Regions from separate parts of the Homo sapiens genome. Here regions 1, 3 and 4 are each linked to region 2. A link is a loop called in an ENCODE intact Hi-C map of the cell type or tissue named here. Cell type or tissue: endothelial cell of umbilical vein. All regions are shown on one strand. Region 1 overlaps CUL4B (cullin 4B). Region 2 has its middle 35 kb from the start of C1GALT1C1. Region 3 has its middle 45 kb from the start of LAMP2. Region 4 has its middle 28 kb from the start of LAMP2.

What was found. A loop is a pair of places that touch in the nucleus more often than their neighbours do. Peaks named below come from ENCODE experiments on the same cell type or tissue, not always from the same donor. Only the 100,000 strongest peaks of a DNase experiment are listed, where the experiment ranks them.
Region 1: a loop joins it to region 2, with 8 times the contacts of the local background. A loop is called at or near these places in 6 of 110 quality-filtered maps.
Region 3: a loop joins it to region 2, with 4 times the contacts of the local background. A loop is called at or near these places in 19 of 110 quality-filtered maps.
Region 4: a loop joins it to region 2, with 12 times the contacts of the local background. A loop is called at or near these places in 60 of 110 quality-filtered maps.

The regions. Positions count from the first base shown.
Region 1 is chrX:120,545,256-120,553,255 of GRCh38, forward strand. CUL4B (cullin 4B) reads right to left here. Exons shown (of 20, transcript NM_001079872.2): 3 at 1,881-1,984; 4 at 1,292-1,361; 5 at 189-262. Among named protein-coding and RNA genes, the nearest start is that of CUL4B, 12 kb to the right of the region's middle. RefSeq lists an enhancer at 4,166-5,365. In endothelial cell of umbilical vein, no CTCF peak of the experiment used is centred here; a DNase peak (open chromatin) is centred at 4,796; H3K27ac peaks cover 3,408 bases.
Region 2 is chrX:120,660,833-120,668,832 of GRCh38, forward strand. No RefSeq gene overlaps it. Among named protein-coding and RNA genes, the nearest start is that of C1GALT1C1, 35 kb to the left of the region's middle. In endothelial cell of umbilical vein, no CTCF peak of the experiment used is centred here; a DNase peak (open chromatin) is centred at 3,479.
Region 3 is chrX:120,510,666-120,518,665 of GRCh38, forward strand. No RefSeq gene overlaps it. Among named protein-coding and RNA genes, the nearest start is that of LAMP2, 45 kb to the left of the region's middle. In endothelial cell of umbilical vein, a CTCF peak has its summit at 3,751 (motif pointing right); a DNase peak (open chromatin) is centred at 7,486; H3K27ac peaks cover 792 bases.
Region 4 is chrX:120,493,586-120,501,585 of GRCh38, forward strand. No RefSeq gene overlaps it. Among named protein-coding and RNA genes, the nearest start is that of LAMP2, 28 kb to the left of the region's middle. In endothelial cell of umbilical vein, a CTCF peak has its summit at 4,638; a DNase peak (open chromatin) is centred at 4,656.

The sequences.
Region 1 (8,000 bases), 120 kb before region 2:
ATGTTAGCTATCTTCAATATTAGCATAGGCAACATATTATTAGGAAGATAAAACTGCTACAAAGGAAAGTCTAGAACCAAATGTGAATTTTTAGAATATTCACAGTATAGCTTATACACTTTCATTAGTGTAATTAAGATTTGAGTATGATTTGGAACAATCTTTTCATATTTTTCTGGCATCCTTACCAAATGGAGGGTAGCATTGAATTCTGAAGAACGTAAGTTCTATCCAGAAACAAAAAAATGCTCCTGATCATGATCTGCCAATGAAAAAAAAAGAAATCAAACAAGTTTTGTATGTTGTGAAGCTGAAATATTTGCTTTCAATAAGAATAAAACTGAAGAGTTTGTCTGTATATATATTACATTACTAAGATCAAACATGCAGATAAACACATCTATCTGAGAATATGCCCATATAGTTTTTATTACTCAACAGTCAATCCTTTTTGTGTTTTCTAGAAAAAAGACACTTAAAATGGCCCTCTGATTTACTGCTTGAGAAGTAACTGAAAAATCAAGGGGACGCTCATATAATTCTTCCTGCGCCACAGTGCTAGGGAATGAAGCTGCCTTACATTGCACATGTGAGGGTTTTTATTGGCAGGGGGTGGGGGTGGGGAGGGGTGATGGATTTTAAGATTTTAATCTGTAGAATATAAGGTATAAACCAGATTAAGAAAAATGGAAAAGGTTGTTATCTGAATAAACTAAAACACAGGACCATCAGGCACCTTCACAGGTAATCAAATAGTGGACAGGATAATCATCAAGAGAGAAAAAAAAATAAGAGTGACAGACGAAATGTAGCTTTTTAATGAATGAGATAAATACATTTTTGGTAAGTGTGACAAAAATAAAAATGAACCTAAGGTGCAAGACATTCTGAAATGCAGGTTTACCTGTAACTTGTGGTTTTAAAATAGAAAACTCAACCAAAACTAGTTTCCAATTCAGAAAAGGAACTTGGGAGGAAGAGTGGGAGGGGGGCGAGGGATAAAAGACTACAATGGTGCAATGTATACTGCTCTGGTGAAGGGTGCACCAAAATCTTACAAATCACCACTAAGGAACTTACTCATGTAACCAAATGTCACCTGTACCCCAATAACTTACGGGAAAATAAAAAATAAATAAATTTTTAAAAAAAGAAAAAAAAAGAAAAGGAATAGATATTGAAGCAATCTCCCTATTGCTAAGTTTTAAAAACTAACATTCCTGTATTTGAAGAAATGTTTTTAACTATTAATACAATGTTTAGCCGAAATACAATACTTTTTCCAGCTTACCATTTGTCTGCAATGGTTTTGCCAGCATCTATCAATCTTCTTTAAAAAAAGAACGCTATCCAATGAATCCCTGAAACATATGTTAAGGATATTTTAAAGCGTTTGGTACAAGTCATATGTGCCATGTGACAGAGAGCATATTAGTCTTAAACATGAATACCTTGCACACTAAGTGAAACTAAATGGCACTTGATTATGCACCAAAGTGCTATTTCCTAATTTGTAAAAGAAAAAAAAAACATAGTTTATACTAAAAAACACCTTTAAAAACAAGTCTTAGACATAACTGAACATCGTGTTTTCAGTTTACTATTTCCCTTAGGAGATTATTTTTCCTCAAGTGGAAATCTGATAGGGCAAAAAGGATAAAGACATAAGGACATCTTATTTACATGAATACCACACGTAGTCCTGGACACGAATTAAGGCTGAAAAGTCAAAATGTGTTTCTTTCTCGAGAAACACAAGGCACAAAAAATGACAAACCTACAAAATACAGGCATTCTACTTCAAGCTGGGTTAAACAGTGAGGGGTAGGGACAGAGAGGAAGACAAAACTATTCACGATTTTTTGTTTTAAAAAGGATATTCTCTGAATTGATGAATCTGTGCTTTGATGTGATCTTCGCAGATCTGTCTCAGCTGTTTGTACAAGTTTGCAGAAATCTTGTAAGAACAGAGATTTTCTACAGCCTGCAAGGTTAAAATACTTTCTTAAGGAGAGGATGAAGGATTTCTCAACTATTTACATCAGATTCTTATTAATTTGATATTTCTACCACATCAGCTTATTAAAAAGGGTTATTCATCCACTTAAGACACAAGGTAAAACAACAAAATATATCAATGTGGGTGGCAAACTTTCTCATAACCAATGCACTGTATCAAAAAAGAACAAATTACAGGTTTAGCATCTTTAATCTAAAAATCTGAAATCCAAAAAGCTCAAAAATCTGAAACTTTTTGAGTGCCAACATGCTGCTCAAAGAAAATCCTACTTGGGCTGGGTACAGTGGTTCATGCCTGTAATCCCAACATTTTGGGGGGCCAAGGTGAGAGGATTGCTTGATGCCAGGCTAGAACAGCCTAGGCAACTGTGATGGTTACTACTGAGTGTCAACTTGATTGGATTGAAGGATACAAAGTATTGATCCTGGGTGTGTCTGTGAGGGTGTTGCCAAAAGAGATTAACATTTGAGTCAGTGGGCTGGGGAAGGCAGATCCATCCTTAACCTGGTGGGCACAATCTAATCAGCTTCCAGTGAATATAAAGCAGGCCAAAAAAAGTGAAAAGGAGAGAAGGGCCTAGCCTCCCAGCCTACATCTTTCTCCCATGCTGGATGCTTCCTGCCCTCGAACATCAGACTCCAAGTTCTTCAGTTTTGGGAATCAACCTGGCTCTCCTTACTCCTCAGCTTGCAGACAGCCTATTGTGGGACCTTGTGATCGTGTAACTTAACACTTAATAAACTCCCCTTTATATATATCTCCTACTAGTTCTGTAGTTCTGTCCCTCTAAGAAAACCCTGACTAATACAGAAACAAAGCAAGACCCCATCTCTACAAAAAATTTAAAAATTAGCTGGGCCCAGTGGTGTGTACCTGTAGTTCCAGCTATTTAGGAGGCTGAGGCAGGAGGATCACTTGAGCCCAAGAGTTCAAGGTTGAAGTGAACCATGACTACGCCACTGCACTCTAGCCTGGGGACAAAGTGAGACCTTGTCTCAAAAATAAAAAAGCTGTCTTGTTTAAAATGTTAATCATTTTCACAAGCAGAGCTTCATTTTGGGTTTAAAAAAGAATTTCACCTGTTGTTTATGTATCAGATGGGTTGGGCAGTCCTACTACAATTGAATTAAAATTTACTTAAACGTTCTTGGATTTTCCTGAACAGAACAAAGCAGAAATTATTGCTAGTAGTATGATAATGAGTATGATATAATACCAAGGAATTTTCTCCAACATTTCAGTTTAAGAATAGTTAAATATAGATTTTAAAATCTGTGGCTGGGCGCAGTGGCTCATGCTTGTAATCCCAGCGGTTTAGGAGGCTGAGGCGGGTGGATCACTTGAGGTCAGGAGTTCAAAATCAGCCTGGCCAACATAGTGAAACCCCGTCTCCACTAAAAATACAAAAATTAGCCGGACATGGTGGTGCACGCCTGTAATCCCAGCTACTCAGGAGGCTGAGGCAGGAGAATTGCTTGAACCCAGGAGGTGGAGGGTGCAGTGAGCCGAGATCACACCAGTGCACTCCAGCCTGGGCAACAGAGAGAGACTCCATCTCAAAAAGGAATAAAATAAAAAATAAATAAAATTTGTACAACTGAATTAACGCCAATTACAAAAGAAAGAACTGCATTTTTACTTCACTTTAATAACTGAATTGGTCTTCTTTTATACTCAGATTCCAGAAGGATGACCTTCAGATTTCCGTAAGTTTCCTGTTATGCATATATAAAAGACTTTCAAATTTAAAACAACAGGCATGCTAAAACTCTTTGGGAAAACTCTGATATAATCTATAATTCCAAGTGGTAATGACTTAAATGTAACACCAGAATTCCTTTCTCACCACAACAGAAGAAAAAAATTCCATTAAAATGAACTCTAGGGGGGCATCCAAGTTCTGTGGGTTGGAGTGGAATTTTAAAAATATGTAGTTAGAAGTCACATTCCCAATATGCAGGTCCAGTAAATAAATCAGCAAATGAAAAGAAAGCTTGGCAGAGCGCGGTGGCTCACGCCTGTAATCCCAGCACTTTGGGAGGCCGAGGCGGGCAGATCATGAGGTCTGGAGTTCGAGACCACTCTGACCAACATAGTGAAACCCTGTCTCTACTAAAAATACAAAAATTAGCCGGGTGTGGTGGTGTGCACCAGCTACTCGGGAGGCTGAGGCAGGAGAATCTCATCAACCCGGGCGGTGGAGGTTGCAGTGAGCCGAGAATGTGCCATTGCATTCCAGCCCAGGCAACAGTGTGAGACTCTGTCTCGAGAAGAGAAGAAAAAAGAAGAGAAGAGCAGAGCAGAGCAGAGCTTAAAGGAAACCTCTTACACCACGAGACAAGTCACCACACCTCATCAGGAAACAGCAGGCCAATTAGATTGAGCAGCTATGGAGGAATAAGAAGGCTGAGACCCTGCTGGCCTGCCCACTTTTCACGTGACCTGGGGCTAGGCCACAAATGCTTAAGGGAATTTACATTTATTTCATGTGCCTCTCTGTTCACACAGGTCCTTTGTGGACTGTCCCCCTTCCACCTTTAGTATTCCTCTCATTGTATCTCACCGTTCCTTCTGAATGACTGTTTTCTCAGCATTTCTTATCGCTTTGCTTAGATTCTGTCATATGACTTAGTGCGTACTTCATCTTTCCACATTGTGCACTTCCGGTACTTCTCTAAGTCCTATTTATCCCATTTCCTTCTGCTATGTTCCCTTCTCAAATAAAACAGTTCTCGGCACATCTACTTATCTTCTCACACAAGATACCATATTCCCTTACTACTCAATTAGGTCCCACTTCTTCCAATAAGTTCTTCTTAATTGACTCAGCTACCAGTGACTCACATGGCACTCGCACCCATCATACCACACTGACTTAGTCATTGAGTCAACACTATTTATCTCCCAACCACTGGACACTTCTTACACAAAACTACTTATCTTTTTATGTGTATATCTTGTCTCTCTGACTCCTTAATGACAGAAAGACATTGTGTGTTCATCTATCTATAAGTTCTTTAATACTTTTTGAGCTTTGAACCAAGTGAATACATGAAGTATTCAAAAAAAACTCTAGCAATGTGTCCTGCACATAGAAAGGGCTTCTAGTATGAGAAAAGTTGCCAGAAAACGTGTAATTACGATTGAGTGTGCTAGATGCTATGATGAGGATAAGCAGAGAGATGAGGCCCCTAACCCAGCATTTAGGGGAGGGCAAGTCAGAAAAGCCTTCCTGGGAAGAGGTAAAGGGACAGAGTCCCAAAGACCCACAGGGAAACAGATAAAAAGTTAGTGGAAATAGTGAGAAATCGAGAATTAAGCTGGGCTTTACAGCACAGAGTCTCACCTGTGTTTGGCTGGAGGGTGGTTTAAGAACTTTAAGGCAAGAAAGGCAGGAGCATCTAAGGTGAGTTTTGAGGTCAAGTTCGGAGGGAACATTCTGTTTTTCTAATTTAGCCTTGACTGCTTAACCTATAGACCGGATCTAGTCATTTTCCTTCCTCAACAACCTTCCATCAAGCTTTTCCTGTACTGTGATGGAGCAATCTCGTAATAGGTATAAATAAACAAACAAAAAGAACTATCCGGTACATGGTCTGCTATCATTTATGTAAAAAAGGAACAAAATAAAAACATACACAGTCGTTTTACGTATATAAAACATCTCTGGAAAGATACCCAAAAAACTAATAATGTCTGTCACAAAGAGAACTAACTAGGGGACTGGAGGATGGGGTGGAAGTGAGACTTCTCACTACATGCTCTGCAATACTTTCGGGGCTTTGAACCAGAGGAATATATCAGGTATTCAAAAAACTTAAATACTTGCCTTCCCCAATAAAAGCCTTTCTAACTTCCCCACCACCATACTTTTTAGCATGGTGTTCAAGGCAAATCTTACCACTTTCATCTCATGTCTGATTATAACTTTTCTTTTTTCTTTTTTTTTTAGATGGAGTCTTGCTCTGTCGCCCAGATTGGGGTGCAATCTTGGCTCAGTGCAACCTCTGCCTCCAGGTTCCAGTGGTTCTCCTGTTTCAGCCTCTCAAGTAGCTGGGATTACAAGCATGCGCCGCCACACTCAGCTAGGTTTTTTTGCATTTTTAGTAGAGATGGGGTTTTACCATGTTGGCCAGGCTAGTCTCGAACTCCTGACTTCAAGTGAACTGTTCACCTCAGCCTCCCAAAGTGCTGGATTACATGCATGAGCCACCTTGGCCACCCGATTATAACCTTTCACACATCCTTTGATCCAAGTACTCTACTTTTCTCACCTTTAGGCAAGATTTGGAGTGGTGTCTGTAAAACAGTGGCTTCCAAAATGTTTTGACCCAAAGCCACAGTAGGAAATCTAATGTCACAATCCATCATACATAAATTTATGTAACTAAAATAAAATCTTCACGAACCTACACATCATTACTCTATGTGATGCATTCTGATATTTGCTATTTCATTTCTTTTTAAAAAATGCTGGTCACGAACTATTAATTTCATGAACCTATTAGAACATAAGTAACTTAGGGTAGGTACTTATGCTCTCTTACTAGTACTAAGTGCTTTCCATAACCCCAAGGTATCAGTCCAGTTTTGGACACAGTAAGCAGTCATGGATTGAACAAGGAATGACTGTTTACTAAGTACTCTTCATCCTATTACATGCTGGGATGGAAACAGGAATAAGAAGGTGTTTGAGATAAGCTCTATTTTACTCTAGATCTTTGAAAAGCACTTTTACAAATATATTCTTTTAAATATTATGTATTTATTATTTATGTATTTTTACATATTATGCATTGTTTTATTTAAATATTATGTATTATTTATGTATTTTTACATATTATGCATTACGTATTTATTATTTACACTAATAAAACACTTTGGGAATCTCTGGAAGTAACCTCTTGCCTCACAAACAACTATTTGTAATAAACAGATTCTAGATAACTGCAACCTCTGCCTCCTGGGTTCAACCGATTCTCATGCCTTAGCCTTCCCAGTAGCTCGGATTACAGACACGTGCCACCACACCTGGCTGAATTTTGTATTTTTGGTAGAGACTGGGTTTCACCATGTTGGCCAAGCTGGTCTTGAATGCCTGACCTCAGGTGATCCGCCCACCTTGGCCTCCCAAAGTGTTGGGATTTCAGGCGTCAGCCACCGCACCCAGCCTTACAAGTCTTTTTAATAAAACTATCTTTTTATTTAAGCTCCCACTAATTACCAGTAAATATGCTGCCTTAAATCCTTTGAAGGTACTTAGGTATAAAATACAGGCATTCTAGCAAGCTTCTAACCCTTATTCTTCCAAATCCCAGCCCTTCCCCTCCAAAATCCACAGGATACATAAAAAATGTGTCTTTCTTCACAAGGATGAGCTAAAAAAAAGTGTCTGAAAAAAAAACACAGTCAAAAAATATATATAAACGTGTAGCAAATGACATATGCAAATATTTACTGAACAACAGACAATAAAAAAGATACTGAATTTCCACCAGGGTGTTGAACTCTGGTCACTGGTCTAAGGAGTGGAGTCTTAGTTTTCGAGCTATGTTTACAGATAGTAAGTAAAGCACATAACAAAAAATTCAACAACTGATATAGCAATAAGATCTACATTATCTCTCTTTTTATGTCAAGTAAATATGGCTAAGATACTCTAAGTATTCAAAAACTAAGAATCTGTTTAAAGGAAACCAACTATACAATGAAACCTAAACTCCTTTTCTTTTTACTTCCAGTAAACAGGACTTAAATAAGACTGAAAATTATCAAGGACTAAGAATTTGTAAGTGCACATTTTAAAATTTTTTATTATTTAATAATCTATTGTATATTTCAAAATAACAAAGAGTAGAATTTTAGTTGTACATTTTAAAAAACAGCAACAATAGTACTGATTAACGATTCAGTAAAAAGAGAAATACATAATACATAATAGACTAAGCTTTAAGACATCAACAGGGTGACAAAAGTTACA
Region 2 (8,000 bases):
GGGAGGAGCCCTCCGTGGTTTCGGAAAAGAAGAGGCAACAGCCAGCTCTATTTAATCACCAGACGTGATTAAATAATAAAAATATGTGAGCACTTAAAAAATTATGCCAGGCTCTTCTTGAATGACTGTATGTTACCACATTTAATCTTCATAACAACCTTGTAAGACAGGTCCTTCTTATCCTTGTTTTACAGTTGAGGAAACTGAATTAACTTACCTTGATCACCCTGCCAATATGTTGCAGAGCTAGGATTTGCAATTGGATCTGAAAGCCCACTTATGTGATTTCAAACACCTGCTCCTAACCACTGCCTGAGTTAAACCACACAGGGCAATGGGCATTCCTGAACCTATTTCCTGCATTGCATGTCTTAATTTCTCAGATTCCACCATTTGAGATTCAATCCCTTGGATCATGAAGGCTTTCCTAGCCAAAGATCTTTTTTAAAAATAAATCTGGTACCTGGCATGGTGATTCACGCCTATAATCCCAGTGCTGTGGGAAGCCGAGGCAGGAGGATAGCTTGAGCCAGGAGTTTGAGACCAGCCAAGGCAACAGAGTGAGACCTTGTCTCTACAAAAAAAATTTTTAAATTAGCTGGGTGTGGAGGTGTGCACGTGTAGGCCTAGCTACCTGGGAGGCTGCGGTGGAGGAGGATCAATTGTGCCCAGGAAGCGTAGGCTGCAGTGAGCTATGATTGTGTCACTGTACCCTAGCCTGGGTGACAGATCAAGACCCTGTCTCTAAAATAAAAAAAAAATTAAAAACTGAATCTATCTAAACGAGCAGCAATGATTTATCATCAGCTAGCACATCAGATAACATTTGAGTGGAGAAAAATGGGCTGTTATCTAAATCCTTCAAACAGGCTAGGTGCAATGGCTCACACCTGTAATCCCAGCACTTTGGGAGGCCAAGGCGGGCGGATCACCTGAGGTCATGAGTTCAAGACCAGCCTGGCCACCATGGGGAAACCCCATCTCTACTAAAAAATACAAAAATTAGCAGGGCGTGGTGGCAGGCACCTGGAATCCCAGCTACTGGGGAGGCTGAGGCAGGGAGAATCACTTGAACCCGGGAGGTGGAGGTTGCAGTGAGCCGAGATCCCACCACTGAACTCCAGCCTGGGTGATAGAGCGAGACTCCATCTCAAAAAAAAAAAAAAAAAAAAAAAAAAAAGGCCAGGCGCAGTGGCTTAGACCTGTCATCCCAGTACTTTGGGAGGCCGAGGCAGGTGGATCACGAGGTCAAGAGATCGAGACCATCTTGGCCAACATGGTGAAACCCCATCTCTACTAAAAATACAAAAAATTAGCTGGGTGTGGTGGCGCACGTCTGTAGTCCCAACTACTCGGGAAGCTGGGGCAGGAGAATCACTTGAACCTGGGAGGCAGAGGTTGCAGTGAGCCGAGATCGCGCCACTGCACTCCAGCCTGGCACTGGAGATTCCGTCTCAAAAAAAATAAAATAAAATAAAAATAAATAAATAAATAAAAAATAAAAAAAATCCTTCAAACAAAGGACATGCGTAATTAATTCAGTTTCCTCAAAGTGATCAGTTTTGGAGAATCAGGACACAAAAGTCCAAAAAGGATAGATTAACTTTTTAAAATATTTTTCCCCGCTAGCAAAGAATAAATTTTATATTGGTACCCTTGAGGTTTACTACCGTTTAGAAAGCCAATCATTTGGGGCCTTGTCCATTGTTTTTGCATGCCAGATGACGTTGCCAGCACGTTTAGTAAACAATACATTGTAATTCTCAGAAGGTTGACTGCAACCTTCTTCTGTAGCCTTTCTTACCTCCCTGAAAGTTCCCTTTGTTTTTCAAGATTACACGAAGACTCAATCGCAATCACGTATCATGATGGAGTTTTATTTCTTCTCAGCATGCTGTAACAGGCTGTTTGATTTTCTGGGTTTGGGCTATCTCCTCTACAAAACTATAAGTTCCGGGGAAGGGATCTTGTTTGTCTTGTTTATCTCTCTATTCCCAATGACTAACATAGGGCTTAGCATATTGTAAGTGTGATGGTAATTTTATGTGTCAATTTGATTAGCTTAAGGGATGCCCAGAGAGCAGGTAAAACATTATTTTTGGGTGTGCCTGTGAGGGCGTTTCCAGAAGAGATTAGCATTTGAATTGGTAGAGTGTAAAAAGAAGGTTATCCTCATTAATGTGGGTGGCCATCATACAATTTATTGAAGACCTGAATTTGGAGGAAGAGTCAATTCACTCTCTTGAGCTGGGACATCCGTCTTCTCTCACACATCAGAGCTCCTTGGTTCTCAGGCCTTCAGATGCAGACTGAATTATCCCACTGGCTTTTCTGGTTCTCCAGCTTGCAGAAAGCTAACCATGGGACTCTTTGACCTCCATAATTGTGTGAGCCAATTCCTACAACTGAGTCTCTCTTCCTATTAATACATACATAGATATAAATATATTTTATTGTTTCTGTTTCTCTGGAGTACCCTGACTAACACAGTAAGGTGTTACATACATATTTGTTGAATGAATGAGTGAAACTTATAAAGGCTAAGCTAACTTGCCTATTGTTAAATAGCTATTAAGTGACTGATCCAAGACTTGAACTAGGCTAGCTAATAGTAGACCCCAAGTTGTAACCACCATACCAGACTATCACTGTTCTTTTTTGCAACTGAACCATGTCAAAGGCCATAGAGTAATTGCTAGGGAACTTAGAATCAGCTTTTCCCTCTCCTCTCTTTTCCCCTTTCTTTCCCTCCCTCCCTCCCTCCCTTCCTTCCTTCCTTCCCTCCCTCCCTCCCTCCTTTTCTTCTAAGATCTGGAAGGGCTATTTGAGGTCATCTTGTTCAACCTGCACATTTTACAAAGGAGAACCCTAGAGTTGAATCAGTCACGCGGCTTGCCTAAAGGCAATAAGTTAGTGGCAGACTTAATAGATAAGTTTAGCTTTCGTGGTGGGCATCATTCTAACAAAATCAATGGAGATCTAATTTATTTCATTCTTGTTTACCCAATATCTGTTTATTATAACTAGATTAGTCATGCCACTAACCTGGGACTGTGTCTTGCTCATTTCTACCTAAGTGGCATAGACCACACTGGTTCCTTTGCTGGGGATTTATTCTTTTTTCCTACATCGATCTATTTTATTCATCCTTCAAGCCCTAGCTCTGTTCTCCCCTCCTCCATACAGACTTCTCTGGCTCATTGCAAACTCATACAGCACTCTGCATTTGGTCTTTAATCACACATTACCATGTATTTTCATTTAAATGTTCTCAGGTATGTCTTTCCCACAGGCTCCCCCCACCACAAGCTCATCAAGAGCAGGATCTATATCACATGTAAACCTCTTTTGTAATCCTCTAGACTCCTAGAAAAGCACTAGACACATAGTAGACACTCAGGGAATAATTCTTGAATGAATGAATGAATAAATGATATAAACAAGAAAAAAAATGAAATGGTAAACTCTGCCATCTTGTGGTTATTCATCTTTGGTGTTGTCATTTTCACTGTATTTTTTTAGTGTTGAAATTAGAAAAGCATCACATGGTAAGAAACTAAGGTGATGATGGTGAAATTGGGAAGGTTTCTTTTTCTTTTGCTCAACGTACCAACAGCATGGTTACTGAAATATTTCATAAGAAAAACTAGAGGTGGAGGGAAACAAAAACCCAAAACAAATCGTGTACCTGAGGATTGAATATAGACCTGGGAAATATTTATTGGATTTCCTCAGGTACAATCCATGCTTCGAATGGGTCAAGTAAGAGAAATTGTCCCAACATGTTCAACAATTCAGAACTCTGATCAGATAACCAATCTACTTATTTAAGGGGAGCTATTAATAGACCTTTTATAACAGTCATCTGGTGAAGAGAAGCACTGTTTTATTTATTTATTTATTTATTTATTTATTTATTTATTTATTTATTTTGAGACAGGGTCTTGTGCTGTCACCCAGGCTGGAGTGCAGTGGCGCAATCTTAGCTCACCACAGCCTCAACTTCCTGGGCTCAAGCGATCCTCTCACCTCAGCCTCCTGAGTAGCTGGGACTATAGGTGCGTGCCACCATGACTGGCTAATTTTTAATATATATATATTTTTGTAGAGGTGGGGTTTTGCCATGTTGCCCAGGCTGGTCTATGAACTACTGAGCTCAAACCGTCTGCCCGCCTCGGCCTCCCAAAGTGCTGGGATTACAGGCGTGAGCCACTGTGCCTGGCTAAGAATCACTGCTTTTGATTTAACAGTCCTGGGATCCAGTCTTAGTTTTGCTGAACAACCTTGCGCAGATCACACAACCTCTCTTATCTCAGTTTTCTTACCAGTTAACTTGATGCCTAATTTACTTCCCAGGGCTCTCATGACACTCTATAGGACCACAGGCATGAAGGTTCTTCAAAACATTTTAAAAAAGTGATATACATGTTTAACAATACTACAAAAGAAAAATAATGTTTATCCTTTTCATTTGTACAGCACCTGAGCATTTTAAAATGCAGTCATGACAGCGGGTGGGGGCTCACTCTTGTAATCCCAGCATTTTGGGAGGCCAAAGCAGGAGGATTGTTTGAAGTCAGGCATTTGAGACCAGCCTGGGCAACAAAGTGAGACCCTGTCTTATGAAAAGAAAAATTTAAAAATTAGCTGGATGAGGTGGTGCTCACCTGTAGTCCCAGCTACTCAGGAGGCTGAGATGGGAGGATCTCTTCAGCCCAGAAATCTCTTGAGGCTTCAGTAGGCCATGATCATGCCACTGTACTCCAGCCTGGGTGACAGAGTGAGGCTCTGTCTCTCTAAAAAAAAAATAATAATAAAAAGTAAATAAAAACATCATTTTTTTTAAAAAAAGTGCCTTCGTGCCCATTATCTATTTTCAGTCTCACAGCAACCCCAGGATGCAGGCAGGCATTATTACACTCAACTTACAGATGGAATTCAGAGGTTCATATACAGAGTCAATAAAAATATATTGAGGACCTGTTATATGCCAGGCATACTGATAGGTACTTTCCCATGTTAGAGAAGTTAAGTTAGTTGTCCAAAATCATCTGGTGGTTAAGTGGCAGAGTCTGCACTCCAACTCAGATCATCTGATTTAGGAATCTAGGGCTCAAACCCTACTATCTTTAGGTCAGTCTAATTCCTCTCCTGAGGGTATTCACATTTGATTTTTCCCTTTCTTTTATGGAATGAAATATTTTGTTTTCTGTTAGATATTTAAGGTCTCAAGAGCAGGTGCACCAAAAAACACTGGGTGCAGGCTACAAGCCTATACTTTATTTAATGCAGTGGTTCTCAGCCCTGGATGTAAAATAACATCACCTGGGGAGTTAGAAAACAATTACCCACATTCTGGCCCCACAAGAAAGTGATTAAATCAGAGCCTCCAGCAGTGGAGCCTGAGAAAAAGTTTTTTTTTTTTCCTTTTAAAAGTTAATTCTAATGTACAGTTAGGGTTGAGAACCACATTGCTATAGGAGAAAAGTCAGTGACCCAACATCTTAACATAGTCAATTCAACTTTTCTAGAGACTGTTCCTAGCAAATACCAAGAAAATTCAATGAGGAAAAAGGAAGAGGAGTAAATAAATATCTTAGAAATGTCATTTGTTCAATCTGATTTAGTAGTGCAAGTAAGTTGGATGGCAGTTGATGGAAGTAAACCATTAGAGATGAAGAACCAGGAAAGAAAAGGACATGGATCCCACTTTGAGGTAGGGAGAGAGATGGCAGACACATCTTTCTTACCTCATAAGAGTAGACACTATAAACCCCTATTCATTCATTTATTCCTAGATCAAATATTTACTGAGCATCTAGTATGTGCCAGACGCTATTCTAGGTACCGTCAGTATAGCAAGCCAGATACAGACATTAGACTCATGGAACTTTCATTCTAGTTGTGAGTGTAGAGGAATGAATGGTTCTGCTGTGATGCCCTGGTGACCTTGAACACCTTCACCTATGTCACACAGCCAAGGTTCAACCATGGTCTGACTCAAATCTTGGAGGAATACTCTGTGATCTCTCTGCAACATGGCAAGATAAGAAATATTGTGATAAGTTGTCACAAGCTCATTTCTCAACTGCCTCCTTATCTTGTGGGAGGGTGCCATGAGGTAGTTTCTTATTTGCCTCCCTGGTTCCAGTGAAACATAGAGCTTTGTACCATCACACACATACACACACACAGCCCACTTCAGTAGAGCTGTAGCATAAACTGCTTGGCTATAATTTAGAGTTGGCTTCTGCACACCAGAGTGACCCATTGCTTGTGTCATCTGCCATCTGACATCTCTAATTCAGTGTCATCCTGTGGGATTAGCAACATCATACTGATCTTGTTTTGCTGCCTGTGTTAGTAATAAACTGTATCCATTTGGGCTAGTTGTCTTCTTATTGGCTGAATCTATGGAAGTGTGCTAAGCTAACCTAGCAGCTACCAATGCACTGTTGCTTAAGGGGCTTGACTGTTTGAAAAATTGGGACAGATCTGATCCATACCAGTTAGATAGAAAAACAAAATTATTTCAAATTGTGATAAATACAATGAACCCTAAAATATCAACCCTACGTGGGCTTAGAAATCACCTAAACACTGGGGAGAATGTGCAGGTTTAATTGAATAATTTCAATAAACAAACATGTAAGAAATGAGAAAAACACAAAATCATTGAAGAAACACCGTAATTGTTGTGGGCAAAATGGATGTTAAAATTAGTGGGAGAAAAAAAAGAAGCAAAAAAAAAAATTAGTGGGAGAAAGTTTGAGAAGAAGTAGGGCTTCAAAGTATCTCTCCCATGATATTTATTAATTACAAGGGAAAAATGATAACTTTCCAGTAGAGAAACTCAGCTCCCTCTGTTTGAGTGGGAACATATGAGAGACAGGAAATAAATGAATAGAGTCCTGGCCCAAGAACAGGTCACTGTGGGTCTGCTGGGTCTATGGACTTATCTGATGGTCATTTCCCTAGTTCCAGAACGTATAATTGGACTGGCAAAACTGAGAAGTTTGCAGAACCCCTATATTGATTATTTAAACAGCAGAGTAAAATCTGTTGTAGGAGGAAAGGCAAGCAAAAGCCTCAGAAATTTCTCATCCCCTCTTACCAACATAGTAAGTAAATAAATAAATGAAATTGACAAACCACATTACATCCCAGGGAGAATTGCAGAATTTAGTGCCTTCAAAGACTTATATAATGCAGTCCCCATCAGATACCTATTTAATTCACCAGTGTGGCTCCTGAGAAAACCAGATAAATCACGGCAAATGACAATGAAGTACCACAAATTTAACTAAGTAGTAGTAACGACTGTAACAGCTGTGTTAGATGTCATATCTTTACTGAAGTAGATTAATATACGTGTATATATGGCTACTGGTCAAGTGAATGTTTTATTTTCCATACCCCTTTGAAGGTGGATCAGAAAGAGTTTGCATTCACATAGTATGGACGTCAGCACATGTGGTGAATGCTGTAATGGGGCATCCAGATTTCCCTTCAGCAATGAAGATGTTATTACTCTAGCTGCTGAAAGCACATCTAAAAGATGGCCTTTGGGTGCCAGTTCTCTCTAGAGATTACCATAGCTAAAGAAAACTGCCTCACCCAATTGAAACCTCATACCTCTTTCCAAGGGCAGCCCACACTCAGTGATTAGTCAATGCAGGGATATAAAGGCCCAGCCCTCTCAACCTAATTTGGGACAAGCAGTCATTCTAGTTCCAGAGCCTCCCATGGGGTTGGCTGAGGCCTTCATTAGAACTACATCATGGCTTCACTTCTCCCTCTGACTAATCCTCTTTCTTTCACCTCCTTTCCACAAGTGTTGATCTCAAGGGGCACTCCCTAATAAACACCCTGCACACTGGTCTCCATCTCAGGGTCTGTTTCTTGGGGAACCCAGACTCTGTGACAGTTGATGACAAGAGTGGTCTGAGAAAGCAGGTACCTTGATGGGATTTTGGATCTGGATCAACCACTGCCTAGAT
Region 3 (8,000 bases), 150 kb before region 2:
AATTAGCCAGGCGTGGTGGCGCATGCCTGTAATCCCAGCTACTCGGGTGACTGAGACAGGAGAATAGCTTGAATCCAGGAGATGGAGGTTGCAGTGAGGCAAGATCACGCCACTTCACTCCAGCCTGGGTGACAGAGTGAAACTCTGTCTCAAACAAAAACAAACCAACGAAACAAACTTCTGACATATAGTTAATGAAAAGAAAATGCGTTTATGCACAGAAGGGATTTTTAAATTAACACAAAACAATTGAATATCTAAAAGCAACTCGTGCCAATATTTATATTGCTTTCAACTTAAGAATGTCTCATTGGCTATTTCAGACTAAGAAATCTGAGAAAGATTTCATCTCTAAATAGGCACACAATATATAAAGATGTACTTTGGGACAATAACTACATAAAGGAGGAGAGGTAGAGCTGTATAGAAGCAGTTTTTATATATACTATTGAAGCTAAATTAGTATTAATTCATACTAGTTAGTTGTAAACTTAAGATGCCCATCATAATCCCCAGGGTAACCACTAAGAAAAAAACCCTAAAAGATATATATATGAAAATAAGCCAGGCGAGGTGGCGTGCACCTATACTCCCAGCTACTCAGGAGGCTGAGGAGGGAGGATCACTTGAACCCAGGAGCTCTAGTCTAGCCTGGGTAACACAGTGATACTTTGCTTCTATTTAAAAAAAAGATATGCATAAAAGGAAATGAGAAGAGAATCAAAACGGTATACTACAAAAAAAAATCAATCAAATACAACAGAAGGGGAGATTTACTCATCCTTCCCTGGTTGGATGTATACATGAGGCATATAATAGTCCCCCCTTATAAGCAGTTTTGTTTTCCCTGGGTACAGTTACCTGTGGTCAACATGGTCCAAGAATATTACATGGAAAATTCCAGAAATAAACAATTCCTAACTTTCAAATTGCATGCCATTCTGAATAGCATGATGGAATCTCATGCCGTCCTGCTCCATCCCACCCAAGATGCAAATCATTCCTTTGCCCAGCACATCCATACTGTATATACCACCCATTAGTCACTTAGTAGCCATCTTGGTTATCAGATCAACTGTTGCAGTACTGCAGTGCTTCTGTTCAAGTAATCTTTGTTTTAATTAACAATGGCCCCAAAGCACAAGAGTAGTAATGCTAGCAAATTGTTACAATTGTCCTATTTTATTGTTGTTAATCTCCTACTGTGTCTAATTTATAAATGAAGTATAGGTATGTATAGGAAAAAATGTATATATAGGGTCTGGTACTATCCGTGATTTCAGGCATCTACCAGGGGTCTTGGAACATACTCTCCTCAGATAAGGGGGGACTGCTGTACAAGCTATTAAACTGTTTTTCTCTTGTGAATCTATCTTTTGTTACAGGAGTCCATCACAATTAACAACTATGAAGGGTAGAGAGAAAATTATCTTTCCTCCCCTAGAGTTTCTGGTGATGAGGATAGGATCTCTGGGGTACCCTGCTCACTCTGGAACCTGCCAATGAGATCCCGGGGAAACTGACAGAAGCTGGCTAAGGGTAAGAATTCTTACCAAAGTCAACTCTCCTGGATCTGTCTGTAGCACCTAGTAGAGAAGAGGAAGGCAAACACTTTTCTTTGCTCCTTACTTTCTAACTTTGATTAGCAGGAGGAAAACATCTGTACCAATTGATTTTTTTGGATTATGACTCTGGCTTGATCCTTTCCCTCTCAGAGACAGCTTTTGCTTTCCTGTTGGTCTCGTGTCCTGAAAGCTTAGCTTGGCTTTCTACCTGTCCGGGCACACAGGTTATCAAGCCTGTATTTGCAGGCAGCCAACTGAAAGGTTGGCAGCCCCCAATAATATGGCCGGACAGAAATGGGGGTTGCACCCTACTTGTATCTAGGGTCCTACCAACTGTTGCCAGCTCTCAGAGGATTCTCTGTCTTTTGGCTATCTCTGGGAGTGGTTCTGGATCTTGGCAGTTGGGGGGAGGGCTGTATCTTTGCACCCTCTATGAAGACACCCCTTATACCCACAGTTAAGCCATTAAGGGCTTATTGGTTTTGGTCAAGTCACTCGATAAATATAACTCTGAAAATATCCCCAGTGGGGTGACATGAATTGCATGCCAGGTTCTGGACAGAAATATAGTTAAAAATTAATCAGGCTGCCCTTTGGCCCACTTTCCTTTTGCTGAAAGTCATGTAGTACTAGATACTGACTATTTGCATTCCCATTGTTCCTATAGATAGGATCTCTGACATTGGAATTATAAGGCTTTCGTTTAAAGACTGCTTAAGATATTCTCAGGATCCTGAATTCTAGTGGAAAGGCTGAAGCCAACCAGTTTCAAGACCCTCAGAGAGGAACCAAATCAGCACAAGAATATACTTGTTTCTTTTTTTAAGATAGAGTCTTGCTCCTCAGCCAGGCTGGAGTGAAGTGGCACAATCATAGCTCACTAAAGCCTCAAACTCCTGGGCTTAAGTAATCCTCCAGCCTCAGCCTCCTTAGTAGCTGGGGCTACAGGTAGATACCACTACACCCAGCTAATTTTAAAAAATTTTTTGTAGAGATGGGGTCTCCCTATGTTAGCCAGGCTGGTCTTGAACTACTTCCCTCAAGCAATCCTCCTGCCTTGGGCTCCCAAAGTGTTGGGATTATAGGCATCAACCTGGCCAAGAATACAGTTTCTTCATCTCCAAGTCCTATGACTTCATCCTGCACTCTTCAACCAATCAACAATCTCCACACTTTGGCCCACTCCAAAACCCTTTAAAACCCTAACCTCAAATTCCTTGGGGAGATAGATTTGAGGTTTCCTCCCATCTCTTTAATTATCCTACCATTAAACTTCTTTCTCGGCCGGGCGCAGTGGCTCATGCTTGTAATCCCAGCACTTTGGGAGGCTGAGGCAGGTAGATCACTGTAGGTCAGGAGTTTGAGACCAGCCTGGCCAACATGGTGATACCCCGTCTCTACTAAAAATAAAAAAATTAGCTGGGCGTGGTGGTAACGCGCCTGTAATCCCAGCTACTCGGGAGGCTGAGGCAGGAGAATTGCTTGAACCTGGGAGGCATGGGCTGCAGTAAGCCGAGATTGTGCCACTGTACTCCAGCCTGGGTGACGGAGCGAGACTCCGTCTCAAAAACAAAAAACAAAAACCTCTTTCTCTGCTGTAACCCAGCATCTCAGCATATTGATTTGCTGTGTACATTGGGCAAGAAACATATTATGATTACACCTTTGGTTTAAAAGAAAAAAAAAGGAGTTCAATTCTGCCAGGAATATTCTCTATTCTTTTTGATCCTGTTCCTTCCATGGAAACCTCAGTCAACTGAAATTCCTTTCTCAAAATCCTGCAAACTATATGCTCTGCCAACTCTGGCCACCTCCTTTTCGTTGACACAATTTTGCTAATAACTTGAAACTTCATTGGCTTCTTCAGAAAACTTAAGATCTCCCCAAACTGGTGCTAAGACCTCTTCCTCCCCGTTGCTTCTGCTCCTCCTTCTGCCACTTTCGATCTTTAATTCAGTTTCTTTGAACCTTGATCTGTTCCCCCTCCAAGCCCCTACCTCCTCCATCCTTCTGTCCACTACTGTGAGACCTTTTACCTTCCCACTCCAGCCCCTTAGTCTCTTGAACTGTAGAACTCTGGCTCTCAAGAGACTTAGGGACATCCAAAAGCAATTACATGAGGCTAAAAAGAAAAGGAAGGCTAGTTAGAAATAGACTGGATATTTCATCCACTCCGATGGGCTTTGGAGATAGACAACCACTAGGTGTCTCCTCAGTCACCTACATTTTAGTCCACAGCCTCATGACTGACCTCTGGAAATAGGCAAATATGCTACAAAACTCCTAGGAGAGAACTTTCATCCTTTCTCTGTGTCTTTGAGATGTAAAATTTCTTCTCTAGGGCCTGAGGGCTATCTCTTTTGAAATGAAAATCTCAAGGAGATGACTCTCACCTGAAGGAAAAAAAAGGAGCTGTTTGGAAATTGGGCAAATGAAGAATCTTGTCTTTTCCACAAATACTTGTAAAAACCTTTAGCCATCTGAGTAGGTAACCTTAACTTACTCTATCTGCTAGAAACACAATTTAGATACAGCTATTCTCTTACAAACGAGTGAGTTTCATATTATTGTACCTGATACATGGCTAAAATTTTTAAATGAAAGCTGTAAAATCTGTTTGTATCTGTATGTTTATGTATGTCTCTGTAGATATGACATTTTTCTATCCCCATGGTATTATGTAGTTTGTAAACAAGGTCTACTTCACTGGCTTTAAGAAAAATAAACCTGGCTGAGTGTGGTGCTTAGGCTTGTAATCTTAGAACTTTGGGAGGCCCAGGCAGGAGGATTGCTTAAGGTCACCCTCAGCAACATAACGAGATCCTCGTCTCTACAAAAGAAAATTTAAAAATTAGCTAGCCATAGTGGCTTGTGCATGTAGTCCTAGCTACTTAGGAGGCTGAGGCAGGAGAATTGCTTGAGCCCAGGAGTTCCAGGCTGCAGTGAGCTATGATCCTGCCATCGCACTCCAGTATAAGTAACAGAGACCACGTGTCCAAAAAAAAAAAAAAAAAAATGCCGAGCATGGTGGCTCACGCCTGTAATCCCAGCAGTTTGAGAGGCCGAGGCAGACAGATCACCTGAGCTCAGGAGTTCAAGACCAGGCTGGGCAACATGGCGAAACCCCATCTCTACAAAAAATACAAATATTAGCCAGGTATGGTGGCATGTGCCTATGATCACAGCTACTCGGGAGGCTGAGGCAGGAGAATTGCTTGAGCCCAGGAGGCGGAGGTTGCAGTGAACCAAGATAGCGCCATTGCACTCCAGCCTGGGCGACAGAGCAAGACTGTCTCAAGAAAAAAAAAAAAGGACAGAAAGAGAAACTTACATAAATTAAGTATTCTCTTAGAAAACAGAAGAACTAACCCAAATGCTTTTCAAGTTCACTTGACTGGTAATCTTTGGTAAATAATACTGTTGGTTTAGTTAAAAAAAAAAAAAAGAAAAGAAAATGCCTTCAGAGTTGTCAGCATCAGCATTAAATATAATGCAGACACACAACTTTTATTCTGAGTTTACTAGTCGAGTAAGCTTATGTTATTTCTACTAGATGTTTATGATTATAAAATTAATTCAACCAAGAATAAATATATAAGTAAAAATGCAGTATTTGTTACTTCATATATATCAAGTACAGCAGTGAACAAAAAACCCATGAATTTAAAAAGAAACACACACAAGAGACGGCAGTAATAAAGGATTAAGGAACAAAAAAAATATGATACATAGAAAACAAATAGCAAAATGACAGAAGTCCTTCCTCATCAGTAATTATTTTAGATGTAAAAAAATTAAACTCTCCAATTTCAAAAGTCAGAGATTGGCAGAATGGATTTAAAACCAAGATCTAACTATAAATTGTCGACAAGAAACTCACTTTAGGTTCTAGACACAAACAAGTTGAAAGAGAAAGGATGGAAAAAGACATTGCAAGCAAACCAAACCAAAAGAGGGCTAGGGTTGCTCCACTAATGTCAGATAAAATAGACTTTTAAGTAAAAAAGTGTATTATTACAAGAGACAACAATAATATATATTGATATAGGGGTAAGGTATTAATAATCATAAACAGACATACCTAACAGTCCCACTATATATGAAGTAAAAACTGGTAGAATTGAAGGCAGAAATAGACAGTTCTACAATAATGGTTGAAGACTTCAATACCCCACTTTCAATAATGGATAATACTAGACAGAAGATCAATAAGGAAATAGAAAAACTGAACAACACTACAAACCTACTTGGCTCGGTAGACATATACAGAACATTCCACACAAAACAGTAGAATACACATTCTTCTCAACTCCACATGAAACATTCTCCAGGATAAATCACGTTAGGCCACACAACTCTCAATAGATTTAACAAGACTGAAATCATATACTATCTTCTCTGGCCACATGGAGTAAAATTAGAAATCACTAATAGACCAGGTATGATGGCTCTCGCCTGTAATCCCAGAAATTCGGAAGACCAAGATGGAAAGATTGCTTCAGGCCAGGAGTTCAAGACTAGCCTGGGCAACATAGGGAGACCCAATCTCTGCAAAAATTTTTAAAAAATTAGCTGGGTGTGGTGGCATGCACCTGTAGTCCCAGCTACTCAGAAAGATCGCTGAAGCCCAGGAGTTTAGGCTGCAGTGAGCTGTGACTGTGCCACTGCACTCCAGCCTGGGCAACAGGGTGATACCGTCTCAAAAAAAAAAAAAAAAAAAAAGAAAAACATAGAATAGACTCAAGTTACTAAAATCAGAAATGAAAGTGGGATATTACTACTGATCTTGCAGAATTAAAAAGGATGATAAAAGATTGCCATGAGGCTGGGCACAATGGCTCACGCCTGTAATACCAGCACTTTGGGAGGCCGAGGTGAGAGGATTGCTTAAGAGTTTGAGACCAGCCTGGGCAATACAACAAGACCCCATCTCTACAAAAAAATTAAAAAAAAAAAACTAGTTAGGTGTGGTAGTGAATGCCTGTGGTCCCAGCTACCTGGGATGCTGAAGTAGGAGAACTGCCTGAACCTGGGAGATCTAGGCTGCAGTCAGCTATCATCGTGCCACTGCACTCCAGCCTGGGTGACAAGAGTGAGACCCTGTCTCAAAAAAAGAAAAGAGGATTGCTATCGACAATTGTATGCCAACAAATTAGATATCTAAGAGAAAATCGAGGCAAGTGGATCACAAGGTCAGGAGATCGAGAACATCTTGGCTAACATGGTAAAACCCCGTCTCTACTAAAAATACAAAAATTAGCTGGGCGTGGTGGTGTGCGCCTATAGTCCCAGCTACTCTGGAGGCTGAGGAAGGAGAATCTCTTAAACCCAGGAGGCAGAGGTTGCAGTGAGCCGAGATCACACCACTGCACTCCAGCCTGGGCGAAAAGAGCGAAACTCCATCTCAAAAAAAAAAAAAAAGACACGAAAAAAACAAACAAACAAAAAAATACAAATTCCTAGAAATATACAAATGACCTAAAACTGATGCAAAAAGAAATAGAAAATCTGAACAGACCTGTAGGATACTAAATAATCGAAAACATCCCCCAAAAGAAAAGCCTGGTACCAGACAGCTTCACTAGTGAATTCTCTTTTTTTTTTCATCATCCTCTGACTTTCACACTGGTGAATTCTGTTAAAGAAGAATGAACACCAATCCTTCTGAAAGTCTTCCAAAAAACAGAAGACCAAATACTTGATAGTTCATTGTATAACACTAGCATTACTCCGATACTAAAGCTGGATAAAGATACTGCAAGAATAGTACAGATCAATATTCCTTATGAATATAGATGCAAAGATCTTCAAAAAATAATAGCAAATCAAATCCAACAACATACCAAAAGGATTAGACAACATGACCAAATGGGATTTATGCCAAGAATGCAAGGGTGATTCTACATATGAAAACAAATCAATGTATTACACCACATGAATAGAATGAAGGAAATAAACCACATGATCATCTCAATTGATGCAGAAAAAGCATCTGACAAAGTTCAACACCCTTTAATGACAAAAACATTCAGAAAGCTAAGAATGAAAGAAAACTTCCGGCCGGGCAGTGGCTCACTCCTGTAGTCCCAGCAATTTGGGAGGCCAAGACGGCAGATCAATTGAGGCCAGGAGTTCGAGACCAGTCTGGGCAACACAGTGAGACCCCTGTCTCTATTAAAAAAATGTTAATTAGCCAGGTGTGGTGGCAGGTGCCTGTAGTCCTAGCTACTTGGGAGGCTGAGGTGGGAGGATTGCTGGAGCCCAGGAGGTAGAGGCTGTAGTGAGCCATGACTGTATCATAGCACTCTAGTCTGGGTGACAGAGCGAGACTCCATCTCTAAAAAACTAAATAAAAGAGAAAGAAAACTTCTTCAATAAGATAAAGGGCATTTATAAAACACCCACAGGTAACATCATACTCAATGGTGAAAGACT
Region 4 (8,000 bases), 170 kb before region 2:
TGAGCATATAGTGAGACCCCCATCACTACAGAAAATTAAAAAATTAGCTGGGCATAGTGGCATGTGCCTGTTGTCCCAGATACTCATGCGTCTGAGGTAGCAGGATTGCTCGAGCCCGGGAGGTTGAGGCTGCAAGGAGTTGTTGTCATTGTGCCACTGCACTGTGGCCTGGAAGACAGAGTAAGACTCTGCTTTAATTTTTTTTTTTTTTTTTTTTTTTTTTTGCTGGGCTCGGTGGCTCACGCTTGTAATCCCAGCACTTTGGGAGGCTGAGGCGGGCGGATTACCTGAGCTCAGGAGTTCAAGACCAGCCTGGCCAACTTGGTGGAACCCCATCTCTACCAAAAATATAAAAATTAGTCAGGCCTGGTGGCGTGTGCCTGTAGTCCCAGCTACTCGAACCTGGGAGGCGGAGATTGCAGTGAGCCAAGATGGCTCCACTGCACTTCAGCCTGGGCAACAGAGCAAGACTCCATCTCAGAAAAAAAAAAGAGAAAATGTGAAGAAAGTTTTTGAAGGGCTCCTTTGATAGTGCACCTAAGTGTCCTAAAATAGGTACTGAATTTTTTTTTTTTTACAAAGATTGGGTTATTTTGTTGAACATCAGTAGGTAATATTTAATCAAAATATTAAACAAATAGAGCACCTAAAAATCTTTGGCTTTTGAAGCTTTTAGCAAATTGCAGTTATTGAAAACAAAGCCTGAAAAACAGAAAGGCATCAAAATGTAACCCTAAAAAAAGGACTGAAACAAACTAGAGCTGTAATGGTGAACAATGAACAAATAGGATTTAACTGTGAAATTCTATAATTGTGCTTTGGAATATGTTGACTTGAGAGAAAGCACTTGACGTGTTGATAGTGCTCTTATTTTTTTAGTTGAATACATTTAATTTGATAATATTTTAATTAGACAGATTTCTATTCTGTACCTGAATGGAATGAAATTGAGAAGGCCTATGATTTTCAGCATCCACATTTGGCAAAATTTTCAAAAGAAACATAGAGACAACTTTTTACATGAGTTTTGTCTTGTGAAAATATTCGTTGAAGAATGACGTTTTGATTAGAGAGTTTCTGTAAGAATATTTGAAATGAAATAATTACCCATTTTAATTTTTTAAAGTGTAATTGTGAGTCTGGGGTAGGTAGCTCACACCCATAATCCCAGCACTCTGGGATACAAAGGTGTGAGGATCAATTGAGGCCAGGAATTTGAGACCAGCCTGGGCAACATAAAGAAATCCTGTCTCTACAGCAACAACAACAACATATTATAAAACAAAAGTAGGCAGGCATGGTGGCACACAGCTGTAGTTCTAGCTACTCAGGAGGCTGAGGCGTGAAGATTGCTTGAGCACAGGAGTTCGAGGTTGCTATGAGCCATGATTACACCACTGCACTTCAGCCTGGGGGACAAAACAACACTCCATCTGAAAAAAAAAAAAGTAATTGTGACTAAGCATGCTATAGTTAAGATGTATACCATTTATTGAACTTGAGGTGCAGGGTACTCACCTCAATACTATCTCAGCACCTGCAGACATAGTATTTTCTAAATTAAAAATAGTATGGTTTACAGATATGAGATAATTGAAGGTATGAACAATTTCAAATTTCTTAGCCATAAAATGCAAATTTTTCTCTTTTATAAAGACAAGTTTTCACTATGTTGCTCAGGCTGGTCTCAAACTCCTGGGCTCAGGTGATCAGCCCTCCTGGGCCTCCCAAAGTTTTGGGATTACAGGCATGAGCCACCTCACCCAGCCTAAAATGCAAGTTTAAAAATGATTGCGGACCATTTTATTTTAAAGTTTAAAACTATCAAAATCAGCCGAGCATGGTAGCTTATACCTGTAATCCCAGCACTTTAGGAGGTGGAGACAGGCGGATCACTTGAGGCCAGGAGTTTGAGACCAGCCTAGCTAATATGGTGAAACCCTGTCTTTATTAAAAATACAAAAATTAGCCAGGTGTGGTGGCGTGCGCCTGTAATCCCAGCTACTCGGAAGGCTGAGGAAGGAGAACTGCTCAAACAGGAGAGGCGGAGGTTGTTGTGAGCGGAGATCGCACCACTGCACTTTAGTCTGGGTGACAGAGCAAGACTCTGTTTCCAAAAAATACAATAAAATAAAAATAACAAAATCATATTGAAACAATACCTTCTTCACAAAAATACCAGTGATCCATTATAAGACAGGACTAAGAAACTGATTAGACTATGTGAACATGTACCAATAATAATTACTCCGGCTATTTGAAAATTTTCAGATAATCAATATAAATAACATTTTGCTTTAATATACACAGATGAATGTTATCTTTGTTTTTTAAATAAAGCATTTTACTTTTGACAACGGTTTTTGCACACTAATATAATAAAATCAATTTTTGGTACAAAATAAATATTTCAGAAAAGTTATATAGTTGGTTTCAGAGCTCTCCACTCAAAAGTGCATCAACTTGGACAAGAAGTTATGTGGTCACCTTAACTATAGCATACTTACCATATTAGCTTTTGCAGCAGACAGCCTGGATTTTAATCCCAGTTCTAACACTTAGTAGTTTTGTGACTTTAAGCTATTCAATCACTCTCATACTAAGTTTCCTCATCTTTGGTGTTTTTTTTTTTTTTTTTTTTTTTGAGACGGAGTCTCGCTCTGTTGCCCAGGCTGGAGTGCAGTGGTGTGATCTCAGCTCACTGCAACCTCTACCTCCTGGGTTCAAGCAATTATCCTGCCTCAGCCTCCCAAATAGCTGGAATTACAGGTGTGTGCCACCACACCCAGCTAATTTTTTTTTTTTTTTTGTATTTTTAGTAGACACGGGGTTTCACCATGTTGGCCAGGCTGGTTTTGAACTCCTAACCTCCAGTGATCTGCCTGTCTCGGCCTCCCAAAGCGCTAGGATTGAAGGAGTGAGCCACTGCACCCGGTCATAATTTTTGTATTTTTAGTAGAGACGGGGTTTCACCATGCTGGCCAGGCTGGTTTCCAACTCCTGACCTCAGGCGATTGGCCTGCCTTGGCCTCAAGTTTCCTCATCTTTAAAATGGTGATGATAATAATATAAATTCTCTCAGTGGTTTGTTGCAAGGATGAAATGAAATAATGTTTATAAGTCACTTGGTACAGTGCCTTGGAATGTTGCGCTCCCAGTAAACATGAACTATTATCATTGCTGTTGTTATTATGATTAAGAGGCTATATTCATGATTATTGTTAGATTTTCCTTACCATTAACTTGGCGTCCTAACAGCACATTAGTTGCCTGGCCTTGTCTTTATCTAGCAAAGGGATCCAGTGATCAGGAAGATTTGCCAAATTAAATGGTGGCATAGACCAGCATTGGCTTGTCTTGTCTTTTTTATTTTTTTCTTCTTTTTTTTTTTTTTGAGACAGAGTCTTGCTCTGTCACCCAGGCTGGAGTGCAGTGGCACAATCTCAGCTCACTGCAACCTCCGCCTCCCAGGTTCAAGCAATTCTCCTGCCTCAGCCTCCTGAGTAGCTGGGATTACAGGTGTGCACCACCACACTTGGCTAATTTTTGTCTTTTTAGTAGAGACGGGGTTTTGCCATGTTGGCCAGACTTAGACCAGCATTTTCAAAATTATTTTTTCTCAGAATCCTGCAAGAATACTACAACATTGCAAGGATACTGCATTATTACAGAATCCTGCAAGGTGCTCTGTCAGCAAAAGATTCTGTTGTCAACTGGTGTTGGGAAACTGTAGACATGTGTTGTAAATTCATAATACGTATTTAGCACTATAAAATCTCTCCAAAGTCCTGCAATAAACACTTTTATTTTGCTTACCCCTCAGTTTCCAAATTTATTTGATAATGTAGCCTCTCCTCCCCTCTCTCTTTTGTATGCGTGTGATGCCTTCAACATAATAGAGAGTATTCTACAAAACATTTTGCAAAATATCGATCTAATATAACATTTTCATTTTAAAAATGAGAGGATCAACTGAGAGAAAGACTTTCCCAAGGCCACACAGTAATAGTGGATATGTAGACCTAGATGCCAGGGCTCCAAATCCTTGTGCTTTTTCTTTTAGGGAAGTCTCTTTGTATGTAATAATCTTTGTGCATGGATACATTAATGTGGGCTTTATATTGATAAGTAGGTGTGTGATACCTTCGACATTTCAAGGACAAGGACATTTTATAACAGCCAGAGGGTTTTTTTTTTTTTTTTTTTTTTTTTTGAGTGGAGTCTGGCTCTGTCACCCAGGCCGGAGTGCAGTGGCGTGATCTCGGCTCACTGCAACCTCCGCCTCCCGGGTTCAAGCGATTCTCCTGCCTCAGTCTCCTGATTAGCTGGGATTACAGGCATGCACTACCACGCCCGGCTAATTTTTGTATTTTTAGTAGAGGTGGGGTTTCACCATGTTGCCCAGGCTGGTCTCGAACTGCTAACCTCAGGTGATCCCCCACCTCGGTCTCCCAAAGTGCTGGGATTACAGGCGTGAGCCACCGCGCCCGGCCGGGTTTTTTTTTAAATTGTGAAACCTACAGTTTTAACAACCTCCACGCTCTCCGGGACTGAAGGTTTCCGCTCATAGCCAGCAGGCAGGGACCACAGACCGCAGTAATGGAAAATGGTCTCTTGAACTGACACCGGATGAATGCCAGAGGGCGCTCTTTCCTAAGCGGTACCAATTTAGAGTCCCTAAGCAGGAAGGCACAAAACCAACAAGTTTCAAGGAGACGGAGGAAGAGAGAAAACACTGTCTCTGGAGGAAGTATAATAATGTTTAAGATATAAAGCCATGGACGAGAAGTTAGAAAAGAAAGGGAGACAGAATAGCACTATATCAATATATAAAACAATTTCGTAATCAACAAAACTAAGATTATAAGCCAGGCGCCGTGGCTCAGGTCCGTAATCCCAGCACTTTAGGAGGCCGAGGCGGGCAGATCGCTTGAAGCTAGGATTTCTAGATCAGCCTGGGCAACATAGCAAAACACCATCTCTACCGAAAATACAAAAATTAGCCAGGCGTGGTGGCGCACGCCTGTAATTCCAGCTACTTGGGAGGTTGAGGTAGGAGAATCGCTTGAACCCAGAAGACAGAGGTTGCAGTAAGCCGAGATCACGCCACTGCACTCCAGCCTGGGCGACAGAGCAAGACTGTCACAAAAACAAACAAGCAAAAGACGAAGATTATAAACAAAAACATGTAAATGCAAAAAAAGTTTTTAATGCATAGGAATGATAAAAAGCCAACATGCAATTATATATATAATTGCATATTATAAATAATTATAATTAAATAATTATGTAATTAATTTATATTATAATTATATAATATATGCACACATACATATAACCTGTACAAATCTATGAAACCACCAAGTCTCCAACAGCCAAAATGTCAACTTCGTATTTAGAGGAAATAATATAGAAATAATTGCTAAGGACCCCATCTCTAAAAAATAAGAGAACAGAAATTCCTGATACTTATTGAGCACATATTATGTATTTGGTAACTTATGTCCACTTTTAACACTTAAGCTTAAGCTTATGAGGTAGTTATTATTAGAATATCGTCCTCATTTTTCTGGTTTTTTTTCAACAGGGTCTTTGTCGCCCAGACAATCTCGAACTCCTGAGCTCAAGCAATCCTCTTGCCTCAGCCTCCTGAGTAGCTAGGACTAGAGGCATGTGCCGCTATGCCTGGCTAATTTAAAAAGGGAAATTTTAGAGGTGGGGGTCTTGCTATGTTGCCCAGCCTGGTCTGGAACCCCTGGCCTCAAGTAATCTTCCCATCTAAGCCTCCCAAAGTGCTGGGATTATAGGTGTGAGCCACCGTGACCAGCCTTGTCCTCATTTCACACATGAGGAAACTGAAGCTTAAAGGCATATGTAACTTGTCCAAGTTCACAGTGCTAAGTGAAAGAGACAGCTGAGACTTCAAGGTCTTCTTCCAGAGGACCCAACTACTCCCTGCTTCTTTCCCATGGCTTATAAAGCCCTGTGTGGCCTGGTTTCCACTTACCTCTCCAGCCTTCCTCATCACTCAGCTCTCTGAAAAGACCATGTTCCCTGCCTAGGACCCACTTCCCTCCATCTTTGCCTGACTCAATGTTACCCGTCCTACTGGCTCAGCTTAGACATCACTTCCTTCAGGAAGTCTTCTCTGTTCTCCAAGCCTGGATTAGGTGACCTTTCTTTGTGGGTGTTCGGCTCCCCATCATCTCACCACACTGTATGGCAACTGTCCACTTCCTGATCTGTGTCCTCTGTTAGACTGGGAATTTGGGGAGAGCAGAGAGTAGATTTGGCTTGCTCCCCACTGCATTTCCCAATCCTGGCACAATGCCTGCCACGTAGTAAGTTCTCTATACACAGAGACTCCTCTGCTTAAAACATTTCTTAGAGAACCACATGTGAAGAGCAAATGTCATCAACTCTGCCACCAGCAGATGGTTATTGGCTGCCATTTTGGTCTCTGGCATTGGTGGTTCATCAGGCATGTTTGCTGTGATTTTGCTTATGTTTGAGTAGTTTAATGAACGTTATTAACATATTATATATCTGATACATATAAAGAGTGTTGAAAGTCCCAGTAAGAAGTGACATAGGGTTACAATATAAATGAAATTAGAGCCGGGTGCAAAGGCTCAGGCCTGTAATCCCAGCAGGTTGGGAAGCCGAGGTGGGAGGATTGCTTAAACCCAGGAGTTTGAGACCAGCCTGAGCAACATAATGAGACCCCATCTCTACGAAACATTTTTTTTAAAATTAGCCGGGCATGGGCCGGGCGGTGGCTCACGGCTATAATCCCAGCACTTTGGGAGGCCGAGGTGGGTGGATCACGAGGTCAGGAGTTCGAGACCAGCCTGGCCAACATAATGAAACCACATCTCCACTAAAAATACAAAAATTAGCCGGTCATGGTGGCACATGCCTGTAGTCCCAGCTACTCGGGAGGCTGAGGCAGGAGAATCGCTTGAAACCAGGAGGTGGAGGTTGCAGTGAGCCGAGATCGTGCCACTACACTCCAGCCTGGGAGACAGAGAGAGACTCTGTCTCAAAAAAAAAAAAAAAAAAATTAGCTGGGCATGATGGCATACGCCTGTTGTCCCAGCTACTTGAGAGGCTGAGGTGGGAGGATCACTTGAGCCCAAGAGGTTGAGGCTGCAGTGAGTCATGTTTACGACACTGCACTCCAGCCTGGGTGACAAAGTGACCCTGTCTCTCAGGAAAAAAAAAAAAAAAAAGGAAAAAAGAAATAAATGAAATTAGAAATAAATAAATATGAAAATTAGCAGGATTGTACAAAATACATATGAACAGTTAAGAGTAGTAAACGTTCTAATGGACAAACACTAAATCATGCAGCGTGTGAAGAAAGCTGCATCAACGAAGGTCAAAAACATCTATAAGAACCATATATTTTGACTGGGGAAATGCGTGTCTTAGGCTAATTTCCAGAGCACTTATTTTTGGCTGGTCAAGGTGGAGTTAGAGGTCTCTGTCCACTTTCCAAAAGTATTTTTTTAATCCTGTATGACACAGGATGGCCCTGAGTTTCTCCAAAATCTATTATTGTGACATCTTGAATTTAAAGATGTTATGGCAAAGAGCTAAAATAATCAATGTTTATGAAGGAGGGTCACATCTAAAAAATAAAACAAAAAACAACACAGAAAATTCCTCCTATTGTGTATCCCCTTACCCCATTTCTATAGGATTTTAGAAGGTATTATCTAGATTTTGCAATGTATTACCATCTCCTGAATGCCTATTACAGGTCAGGCACTTTTATTTTATTTTATTTTATTTATTTAGTTTTGAGACGAAGTTTCTCTCTGTCACCCAAGCTGCAGTGCAGTGGCATGATCTTGGCTCACTGCAACCTCCGCCTTTGGGTTCAAACCATTCTCTTGCCTCAGCCTCCCGAGTAGCTGAGATTACAGGCAAGCGCCACCATGTCCAGCTAATTTTTGTATTTTTAGTAGAGACAGGGTTTCGCCATGTTGGCCAGG